Regions from separate parts of the Homo sapiens genome. Here region 1 is linked to region 2. Evidence: read pairs that join two places in POLR2A ChIA-PET (ENCODE). Cell type or tissue: Panc1. All regions are shown on one strand. Links, peaks and the distances in the headings refer to the core of each region. The heading gives the core; the rest is flanking DNA. Region 1 overlaps MYO1E (myosin IE). Region 2 overlaps FAM81A (family with sequence similarity 81 member A).

Region 1 (5,385 bases), core at 97-5,096, 200 kb before region 2:
TCTAGAGAAGCTGGAAATCTGGATTTCCATGAGTAACCTTTTGATTTTTAAGCACCAGCTCAATTTTTAATAAACGTATGGGCCAAATAAATACATCTCCAGGCCTCATGGAGCCTGGGGGCCACCAGCTTACAGCTTCTGATGGGGAGAGGAGACCCAAAGTCTCCTTTACTTGAGCTTTTTGAAGCTATCTGGCTTCTCCCCTTCCTTGGATGTTGTGAGGCAACAGACCATGATTTTTTTAAGTAAGTTCTCTGTGTTGCCTAAACAATAGCTTCCATTACATGTGCCCCCAAAAGCCTTAACTAGTACACAACTCCTACCTGTTTCTCTCCCACTCACTTCTTTGGCTACATGTTTTGACCTGATTGCCATCCCCATCCACGTAAAACATTTTAATCTCAGAACTGGAAGGGGTCTTACGAAAGGTCTACTAGTTAGGGTGGGCGGGGGAGAGTATTAGGAAAAATAGCTAATGCATGCTGGGCTTAATACCTAGGTGATGGGTTGATAGGTGAAGCAAACCACTATGGCACACGTTTACCTATGTAACAAACCTGTACATCTTGCACATGTACCCTAGAACTAAAAATTAAAAAAAAAAAAAAAAAGTCTAGTTCTGATCTGCCAAGAAATAACACTGGGTAAGTTACTTAACCTCTCTGTGCCTCAGTTTCCTCATTTGTAAAACAGACATGATACTTATATCACTTCATCAGACTGTGAGGAAGATTGAATGAGCTCTTGTATGTGCAATGATTAGTTAAAATGATCACATTAACCTCTTCCTTGAATTCTTTGCCTTTGGAAATAATGCCCCAATGCTGCTGCTGTTGCTGTTAATAAAAATATTAAAATAAGCACACTTAGATTAAGATTGGTGTTTATATTTGTCTGAGGCTTAGCATAAAAACTTGCAAAGGTGGAATTAGAGCACTAACTTGAACTTTCTCAGTGACAAATAAGCTGCGATCCATCAGCTTACTCAGACACGTTTTTGTAACATTTTGTAGACACTGAGGAATACTTTTGCACTGAGGCACCCGTGGGCCAACAAGTACCAGAGTGGTTTGGCTCGTGGTGATTCTGAGAAGGAGCCTGAGCAGCAGGAGACAGAGCAAGTAAGGAAAGGGCAGCTGTCAAACCATCAAACCTCCACTTGCAAAAACCGAAAAAGCATACAAGAAATTCTTGGGCCAGAGTGCAACAATCTCTCACCATCTGAAGAATTTAGTGTATCCAGGTTTATGGCTAATCTAACCTGTCACAAGGGCTGTGGCTTTCTTTGCTGAAGCCAAATCATTCTGGCCTGAATTCTTGCCAATACCACTTGACCCTCATAAAAGTCCTTGACAGCAGAGTGGATGCCATTTTTCCCTTGGCTTTGAAAAGCTTCCTTGCCGGCACCCATTACAAAGAGAATAGGGTCTGCTCTCCAGACTGGAGGCCAAAATGCTAATTAACTCATACCCAAGTCTGCCAAAAAAATTTGTGGGCAGCACTCTTTCTTCCCAGCAGTCACTATTATAGCAGTATTATAGAGAGAAGAGAAAGAAAGAAAACGAATGGAAATGAATAAAAGCCAGAAAGAATTCTGATATTAAGACCAAATAACTGCATACGCTTTTTTACATTTGTCTTTCCTACATTATTTATTTTTTATTTTTCGGAAGTCTGATCACTTCTTGCCCATATAAACTGGTCTTTCAATTATAAAATTTATCTTGTCATGTACGGATTAGACATCAATCCTCTTGCTTTCCATAGCGAACTTCACAGAGGATTTATGTGAGGTCTACAGGATCCGTTAGCAAGTCTTTCAAAATATTTCTATGAAAACACTGTGCTTTGTAAGGAAGATATCATACAAAGCAAATAATGCAACTATAGCAGGGAAATAAATCTGGAATCCACCCAAGTACCTGTGAAAGTTGGTATTAGTAAGATACCACTCCTAAATGTAAATAACTTCCCATGGTCTTATCAGCAGCAGAGCTAAATAAGATGCTCTTATTTAGTAACCTCAGTAGCCCAGGAATAATCTAGAGTATTAAGTTGTCTTCTTGCTAGGAATAGCTTCCTCCCTAGGCAGAGAAAAAAGTTCACCTGATGTTTGTATATGCCAAAAGGGGCATGTACATTCCAATCTTTATCCGTCTATCTATCATCCATCCATCTACTCGATAAATATTGAATGCCAATTAATGGTCCAGATACTTTGCTATAAGTTGGCAGATAGAGATGAACAAGGCACACACATTACCTGCCCTCATAGAGCTTACAGTCCAATAAGGCAAACACAGAAGTAAACAAGCAATGCTAACAGTCTGATAAGAGCTGTGTATGCTAAGACATACCCTTTTCTCCCTCCTCCCTAAAGAAACCTGGAACAAGGTGCCAAAAGCTGGTAACTAAGTAGAATTTAATCTGGCATGAGTCATGATAACATGTAGGATGCTTAGGGTAAACTCTAAACTCACAATCACTAAGGGCAACGCAACAGAGAAAGTGATTTGGGAAGACAGCAGCAACAAGAGACCTCCATAAAGAAGGCTCTTGTGGTAGCATATGCAAGATGACCACTCAGGCCAAACCTAGTATGACTATACAAACTGTTATCAGAGGGGCAGTGCTGATAGTTTCAGTTTCAGGACTGCCCCATATTAGTGTGAAAGTCTGGGTACAGGTGGAATTTCTGTTCTTCGGAACAGTAAACCCTGTGTAAGAAAGGGAGGCAGAACTGGGGGACAGATTTAGGAGAACAAATTTTCTGGCTTGTCAGGGCCTAGGGGTGCTAAAGATGAGCAATGGAAGAAGAGATGGAGAGAATGCTGGTGTGACAGAGCGAGGGCGTGAAACAGTCAGGAACTTTTCTAAGTCCTTCATGTGGGCTAATTCAATATTTACAATTGAGCTACATAACCTCATAAGGCAGGCACAATTATTGTCACTTCCATTCTACAGATGTGGAAACTGAGGTAGAAGGTTATGAAATTTGTTTCAAGGTAGCTAGTAAGTCATAGAGCCAGAATTCAAACGCATTCAGCCTGGTTCTCTAGTTCAGTGGGGCAGAAGAGTTTAGATCTGCCTAAACAGTAAATGGGGAGTCACTGAGGATATTTAATCAAGACACTGTGTAATTACAATTGCGATTTCATGAGTGCATGTGGTCACCACATGTAGGACGAACCAGAGGGGAAATGGAAGATAAATGGCATTTAATGAATGCCTCTGGTATACCCAGGCCTCTCCAGCCATTATCTTACAATCCTACCTCATTACCCAACAATCACTCTAGAAGAGGCAGACATGGAGGTCCCATCTTCCTAGTGCTGGAACTAAGTCTCGAAATGCTTCAATGTCTTGCCCATACACTCCTGTATGCAATAGAATTGAGCCCAACGGAGACTACCATGAAAGCCCCTGCTTTTCCCACCACACTGTCCTGGAAATGCTAGACACAACAAACTAGGTAGTGGTTTTTATAATTGTCAAAGCAAGTGGTCATGAGAACTGGAGGACTAAAGGATGGTAGACTTGATAACTGATCAGACATGAAAATCATACAAGAGATTAAAACCAAAAAACAAAAAAGATTTCAAAATTATTAGTCTAGAAGACTTGCATTGCCAGTCATAGACATTTGGAAGTTACAAAAGAGGAAGATGTTTTTGTTTTACTGCAGTTTGGGGGTAGAGAGTAGTAGAAGCCTACCAGAATGTTGACTAAAAATACTAACATTTATTGAGTACTTACTGTTTGCCAGGCAGTGTACTAAGGACTTCACGTGCACCAATTAATTTAATCCTCACAAAACTCTTTGAGACAGATGTTGTTATTATCCCCATTTTAAAGATGAGGAAAATGAGAAAGTCACTCAAGATTACACGAAGAGTAAATTGCAAAGCTGGACTTGAACCCAGGTCTATCTGACTTCCTGTCTTATAGAAACTGGGCATTTTAAGCCTCAGAGAAGACATGACAGTGGGTTAAGAAGACTTGCATGACTGGCTCATGCTAGAGAAGCAGAACCAGTATGAATGGGTAAGTGTCATTTTAAAATATATTTTAGTGGCTGGGTGTGGTGGCTCATGCCTGTAATCCTAGCACTTTGGGAGGTCAAGGCAGGTGGATCACTTGAGGTCAGGAGTTTGAAACCAGCCTGGCCAACATGGTGAAACCCCATCTTTACCAAAAATACAAAAAAAAGCCTGGCATGGTGACAGGCACCTGTAATCCCAGCTACTTGGGAGGCTGAGGCAGGAGAACTGCTTGAACCCAGAAGCCGGAGGTTGCAGTGAGCTGAGATCGTGCCACTGCACTCTAGCCTGGGCAACAGAGCAAGTCTCCATCTGAAAAAACGAAAAAAAGAAAATTTAGTTCAAACATGAAGTTTCTGTAATAACTTTTCTGTATTCTACCTTGAAAAGAAAATAAATGCATATTTTATAATTATTATAAAATAATGCAATTGCCCTGACATTTCTAGTAAGTTTAGCTGCTCAAAAATAAGCAGGCTTGGAAGTTTTAGCCAGAGCTATCAGGCAAGAGAAAGAAAGAAAAGGCACCAAGATAGGAAAAGAAGTCAAACTACCTTTTTTTTTTTTTTTTTTTTTTTTTTTTTTTGGCTGATGTTATGATTCTGCACCTAAAAAACCCCAGAGACAGCCAGGCACGGGGGTTCATGCCTGTGATCCCAGCACTTTGAGAGGCCGAGGCATGCGGATCACCTGAGGTCAGGAGTTTGAGACCAGCCTGACCAATATGGATAAACCCTATCTCTACTAAAAATAAAAAATTAGCCGGGCATGGGGGCATATGCCTGTAATCCCAGCTACTCAGGAGGTTGAGGCAGGAGAATCACTTGAACACAGAGGCAGAGGTTGCAGTGAGCCGAGACCATGCCATTGCACTCCAGCCTGGGCAACAAGAGCAAAACTCCGTCTCAAAGCAAACAAACAAACAAAGAAAGAAACACCCTAGAGACTCCTCCACCTCGAACTGACAAGTGACTTCAGTGAAGTTCACGATACAATATCAGCATACAGAAATCAGTAGCATTTCTATACACCAATGACATTCAAGTTGTGAGCCAAATCAAGAATGCAATCCCATTGACAATAGCAAAAAAACTAAAATACTTAGGAATACATCTAACCAAGGAGGTGAAAGACAACTATAAGAACTACAAAACACTGTTGAAAGAAATCACAGATGACACAAACGAATGGAAAAAACATTCCATGCTCATCCATTGGAAGAATCAATATCGTTAAAATGGCCATACTGCCCAAAGCAATCTACAGATTCTATGCTATTTCTATCAAACAACCAACGTCATTTTTCACATAACTAAAAAAAACTATTCCAAAATTCCTATGAAAC
Region 2 (5,385 bases), core at 125-5,124:
ACTCTGGGAGGCCAAGGCAGATGGATCACCTGAGGGCAGGAGTTTCAGACCAACCTGGCTAACATGGTGAAACCCTGTCTCTACTAAAAATACAAAAATTAGCCAGGCATGGTGGCACAGGCCTGTAATCCCAGCTACTCGGGAGGGTGAGACATGAGCATTGCTTGAACCAAGGAGGCAGAGGTTGCAGCAGTGAGCCGAGATCACACCACTGCACTCCAGCCTGGGCAATAGAATAGGACTCTGTCTCAAAAAAAAAAAAAAAGAAAGCCAACTACATTCCAGTAGAATAAGTAAAAAGCCAAGTCTAGACACATCAGTTTGGTGCTCTAAAACTACAGAACACCAAATAAATATAGAAAGATCTTAAAGCAGAGAGAGAAATTAGACCAATGCTGATTTCTCAGCCATATTAAGGGTGAGAAGGTGGTCTGGTACCTTCAGATACTGAGAGTCTGATTGTCAGCCAGTGGAAAAATAAAGATGTTTCAGACAAATAAGAACTCAAAGTTAGCTGGATATGGTTGTGCATGCCTATAGTCCCAGCTACTCAGGAGGCTGAGGCAAGAGAATTGCTTGAGTCCAGGAGGTTGAGGCTGTAGTGAGCTATGATTGAGCCACTGCACTCCAGCCTAAGTGACAGAATGAGACCCTGTCTCAAAAAAAAAAAAAAAAAAAAAAAAAAAAAAGAACTCAAAGTGTACTAATAAAACTACACTAATGGAATTTTAAAAAGACAGCCTTCATGGCTGGATGTGGTGGTTCGCGCCCATAATCCCAGCACTTTGGAAGGTTGAGGCGGGCAGATCACCTGAGGTCAGGAATTCAAGACCAGCCTGGCCAACATGGTGAAATCCTGTCTCTATTAAAAATACGAAAGTAGCTGGAAATCACCTGAACCCAGGAGGTGGAGGTTGCAATGAGCCGAAATCATGCCACTGCACTCCAGCCTGGGCAACAGAGCGAGACTCCATCTCAAAAAAAGAAAACGAAGAAGAAACAAAGAAAATAATACAAAAAGAAGGTCCAAAATATAAGAAGAAAGGATGAGCAAAGAATATGATGAACATTGGGCAAATCTAAACAAACAGTAATATTAAAGTCAGATTTGCAGAGGATCAAAACACAACTAAAATATAGGTCAATGACAACATCTAAATGAGGAGGAAGATTTCTGAAATTATTCTTAGGAGTTTTTCAGGATCAAATTAGAAACATTGAATAACTTTAGACTTTGATAAATTAAATGTGTGTATTAAAATTTCCATTCTAAAAGAATAAAATTGGTATAATTTCCAAACATTAGAAGAAATCCAAAGGACACGGGTTCACATCAGATATGTGAAAGTGTTAGCAAGGATGTGGGGAACAGGACCTCTTTATAGCGCTGAGTAAAATGTGAAGTAGTACAACCACTCTAGAAAACAGTCTGGTGTTTTCTGGAAAAGTTGGACGTGTTCAGACCCTAGAGAAATTCTCCCAAATGTGAACCAGGAGCTATGTATCAGTATTTTTGTAACAGCATTATTATTTATTTTATTTATTTATTTTGAGATGGAGTCTTGCTGTGTCGCCAGGCTGGAGCGCAGTGTGCTTGATCTCGGCTCACTGCAACCTCCACCTCCCGGGTTCAGCGATTCTCCTGCCTCAGCCTCCCGAGTAGCTGGGACTACAGGCACGTGCCACCATGCCCAGCTAATTTTTGTATTTTTGGTAGAGATGGGGTTTCACCATGTTAGCCAGGATGGTCTCAATCTCCTGACCTCGTGATCTGCCCACCTCGGCCTCCCAAAGTGCTGGGATTACAGGCGTAAGCCACTGCACCCGGCCCATAACAGCATTATTTTTAATAGCAAAGATGGATAAAAACAAACCAAAACAAATGTCCATCAACAGAAGACTGGATAAGCTGTGGTATATTCATAAAATTGAATATTATTCAACAATGAAAATGAATTCACTACAGCTATACAAATCAGCATGAATGAATCTCACAGACATATGTTGAGTGAAAAATGAGTAGAAAACTCACACTTTAGTACGTTCCATTTGTATAAAATTTAAAAATATGCAATGCTGGCCAGGCGAGGGGGCTAACGCCTGTAATCCCAGCACTGTGGGAGGCCAAGGCAGGCAGATCACTTGAGTTTGGGAGACTAGCCTGGCCAACATGGTGAAACCCTGTCTGTACAAAAATACAAAAATTAGCTGGGCATGGTGGTGCGCGCCTGTAGTCCCAGCTATTCAAGAGGCTGAGGCCGGAGAATCACTTGAACCTGAGAGGCAGAGGTTGCAGTGAGCCAAAATCACACCACTGTACTCCAGCCTGGGCGACAGAGCGAAACTCCATCTCAAAAAAAAAAAAAAAAAAAAAAAAAAGCAATGCTGAAAAATATGCTGTTTTAAGATCCAAACCAATAGAATAAAATGATGAAGAACAATAAGTTCCAGTTAATGGTTACTTCTTGGGTTGTGGGGTGATCGCAAAGTACACTTGGGTCTTCTAAGGTCCTGGCAGTGTTCCATGTCTTACCTGGCAGGGGTTCACGGTTGTGTACTTAGGGTACAGGCTAGCTTCCATGCTGGCTCTCACATAACAGTGCGGAGATCAGTGGTCCAGAGGAGACAGGCAGCAGTCGCAACTCAGTGTGGTTTTTCCAAGGCTCCAGTCCTCGTCCCTTCCCAGTCACCTGGGACAGGGAGAGAGTCCAGGGCAGAAGCTTTGTTTTTAAAGATAGGACTGGAAAGGCGTGCTTATGACTTTGATGCATCATGAGGCTATATCTCGCTGCAAGGGATCCTGGGAAATGTGGTCTCTGGCTAGGCAGCCATGTACCCAGTTAACATTTGAGGGCTTCTTAATAAGGAAGAAGAAGAGAACAGATATTGCAGGACAAGTGGTAGCTCTACTACAATGGGTGTTCATGTTATCACTATTTAAGTCACATGTCTACATCACATACATTCTTCTGTATTTTATTACATATTATAATAAAAACTGGAAAGAAGTAATTAAGAGGGAGGTAGCAGGTATGGACAGTTATAAGGAATTTGGGAAGGGAGAGGAATGGAAGGATGGGAGGGTTTTATTTTTTTCTTTCAATTTTTCTTTTGATTTACATTAGGAAATATCCATAGAGGACAAGGGCAATTTGGGGAACGTTAGAGAGAAAGGGAGCCAGGTTCTAGTCCCAAGAGATAAAAGGGACTAGGAGGAAGAGCCTGGGGAAGAAGGGGACCCTAGAAGAGGAGATGAGAGACACTGTGTCCTCTGAGCCAGGAGTATCGTGGACCCTCGGAACTGCCGGGGTCTGTGGCTGGCCCAGCTCTGTGTCGCTGTGTCACCTCAGTGCCTGTGCCGCGTACTCCTCGTGGGTAGGAAGCACAATCAGATGGTTTATCTGTTGTATTCTCCCGCCTTACCAGCTTCCCATGTTAGTGCTAAGTGCAATTCTAAGAAAAGGAAAATATGTAATTCTGATTGAGCCTAGTTTAATGTTGGCATATATACCAGAAATATGATAGTTGGAAATTGATATTGTATGATGTCATTAAAAAAAATTGTTAGAACCAGAAATACCATTTGACCCAGCAATCCCATTACTGGGCATATACCCAAAGGAATATACATCATTCAGTTACAAAGATACATGCATACGTATGTTCACTGCAGCAGTGTTCACAATAGCAAAGATATGGAATCAACCGAAATGTCCATCAATGATAGACTAGATAAAGAAAATATGGTACTTATATAGCATGGAATACTGTGCAACCATAAAAAGGAATGAGATCATGCCCTTTGCAGGGACATGGATGGATCTGGAAGCCATTATCCTCAGCAAAGTAACACAGGAACAGAAAACCAAACACCACATGTTCTTACTTATAAGTGGGAGCTGAACAATGAGAACATGTGGACACAGGGAGGGGACCAACACATACTGGGGCTTGGGGGCATGGGGGGGGCAAGGGAGAGCATCAGGAAAAATAGCTAATAGATGCAGGGCTTAATACCTAGGTGATGGGTTGACAGATGCAGCAAACCACCATGGCACATGTTTACCTGTGTAACAAATCTGTATATCCTCAACATGTACCCTGGAACTTAAAATAAAAAAAATAAAAAATAAACTGTTTTACATCTAACTTGCAATTTTTTTTTTTTAGATTTAAAGGTACAGTTGAGGAACTCAGTAACCAGATATTATCTGCACGGAGTTGGTTGCAACAGGAACAAGAACGGATAGAAAAAGAGCTTTTACAGAAAATTGATCAGCTTTCCTTGATTGTTAAGGAAAACAGTGTAGGTATTGATGTTTAGCAAAAATTTAGTAAAGTTATTCAGTGGGGGCCTACACTGTTTGAATAATAATACCTAGTAATTTATCACTGATTTAGCTGTTCAATTGTTTCTTGCCTTAAAATCCATTTCCATAGTTCCATATTGATGCTTTGTATTCTTCATAAAGACATAGAACACTCTGACTTGTTTTGGTTAACAAAGACTAAGTAGAAAATTTCAGTACTTTCAGTTAAGATGAAGTTAAGCTAAAACCTTAATGATCCAAATTGTTCATCTTCGTTTCTACATAAAACTAAGAATCACCAACTTCATTCTTGTTTGTTTTAATTTCTTGATCTGGGTTTGCTTTTTTGCCTGGTGTTGAATAGATTTCTGTCTCCAGATCACACCATTCTACTGTAGCTACATGTGAGATACCACAGTGCAACATGTAAACAGAATCCACCATTTTTTTCCCCATTTTCCTTCTCCTTCATCCCAGTCTCTCACAGAGCTAAGGTTTGTAGAACTGCTCAAAAACGATATCAAGAAAGTCTTGTGCCGGGCACTGTGGCTCACTCCTGTAATCCCAGCACTTTGGGAGGCTGAGGCGGGAGGATCGCTTGAGCCCAGGAGTTCGAGACCAGCCTGGGAAACATGGTGAAACCCCATCTCTACAAAAAACACAAAAATTAGCTGAGCATGGTGACACACGCTTGTAGTCCCAGCTACTCAGGAGGCTGAGCCTGAATCCACCTTGAGCCCAGGAAGGTCAAAACTGCAGTGAGGTATGACTGCACGCTGCACTCCAGCCTGGGCGACAGAGTGAGACTCTATCTCAAAAAAAGAAAAAAAAGTCTTGCATATGTAGTATTCAAAATTGTTATGCTCCCAAACCAGTACCTGGCAAGCAAAGTTTCATTGGTTTTCATTGTTTAGCATGACATCTCTGTCTCCCTTCCCTTTTCTTGTACTGTTTCCTCTTGTTGGATATTGATGATTGAGCTGAAATGACTGGTGCAGTACATCTCTGACTCTGCTCTCTCCAGATGTGGAGCTGTTGAATTGCAGACTCTGCATTGAGCACCATCAAGAGAGGA

The links. ChIA-PET counts read pairs that join two places held together with the same protein. Peaks named below come from ENCODE experiments on the same cell type or tissue, not always from the same donor. Only the 100,000 strongest peaks of a DNase experiment are listed, where the experiment ranks them.
Region 1: POLR2A ChIA-PET joins it to region 2 with 8 read pairs; 3 of 35 experiments call an interaction of 5 or more read pairs at or near these places.

The regions. Positions count from the first base shown.
Region 1 is chr15:59,314,956-59,320,340 of GRCh38, forward strand. The region is part of intron 1 of MYO1E (myosin IE); the gene reads right to left. Among named protein-coding and RNA genes, the nearest start is that of MYO1E, 55 kb to the right of the region's middle. In Panc1, for the core only: no CTCF peak of the experiment used is centred there; no DNase peak of the experiment used is centred there; H3K27ac peaks cover 3,410 bases.
Region 2 is chr15:59,510,119-59,515,503 of GRCh38, forward strand. FAM81A (family with sequence similarity 81 member A) reads left to right here. Exons shown (of 9, transcript NM_152450.3): 7 at 4,171-4,306. Among named protein-coding and RNA genes, the nearest start is that of FAM81A, 75 kb to the left of the region's middle. RefSeq lists an enhancer at 5,141-5,210. In Panc1, for the core only: no CTCF peak of the experiment used is centred there; no DNase peak of the experiment used is centred there.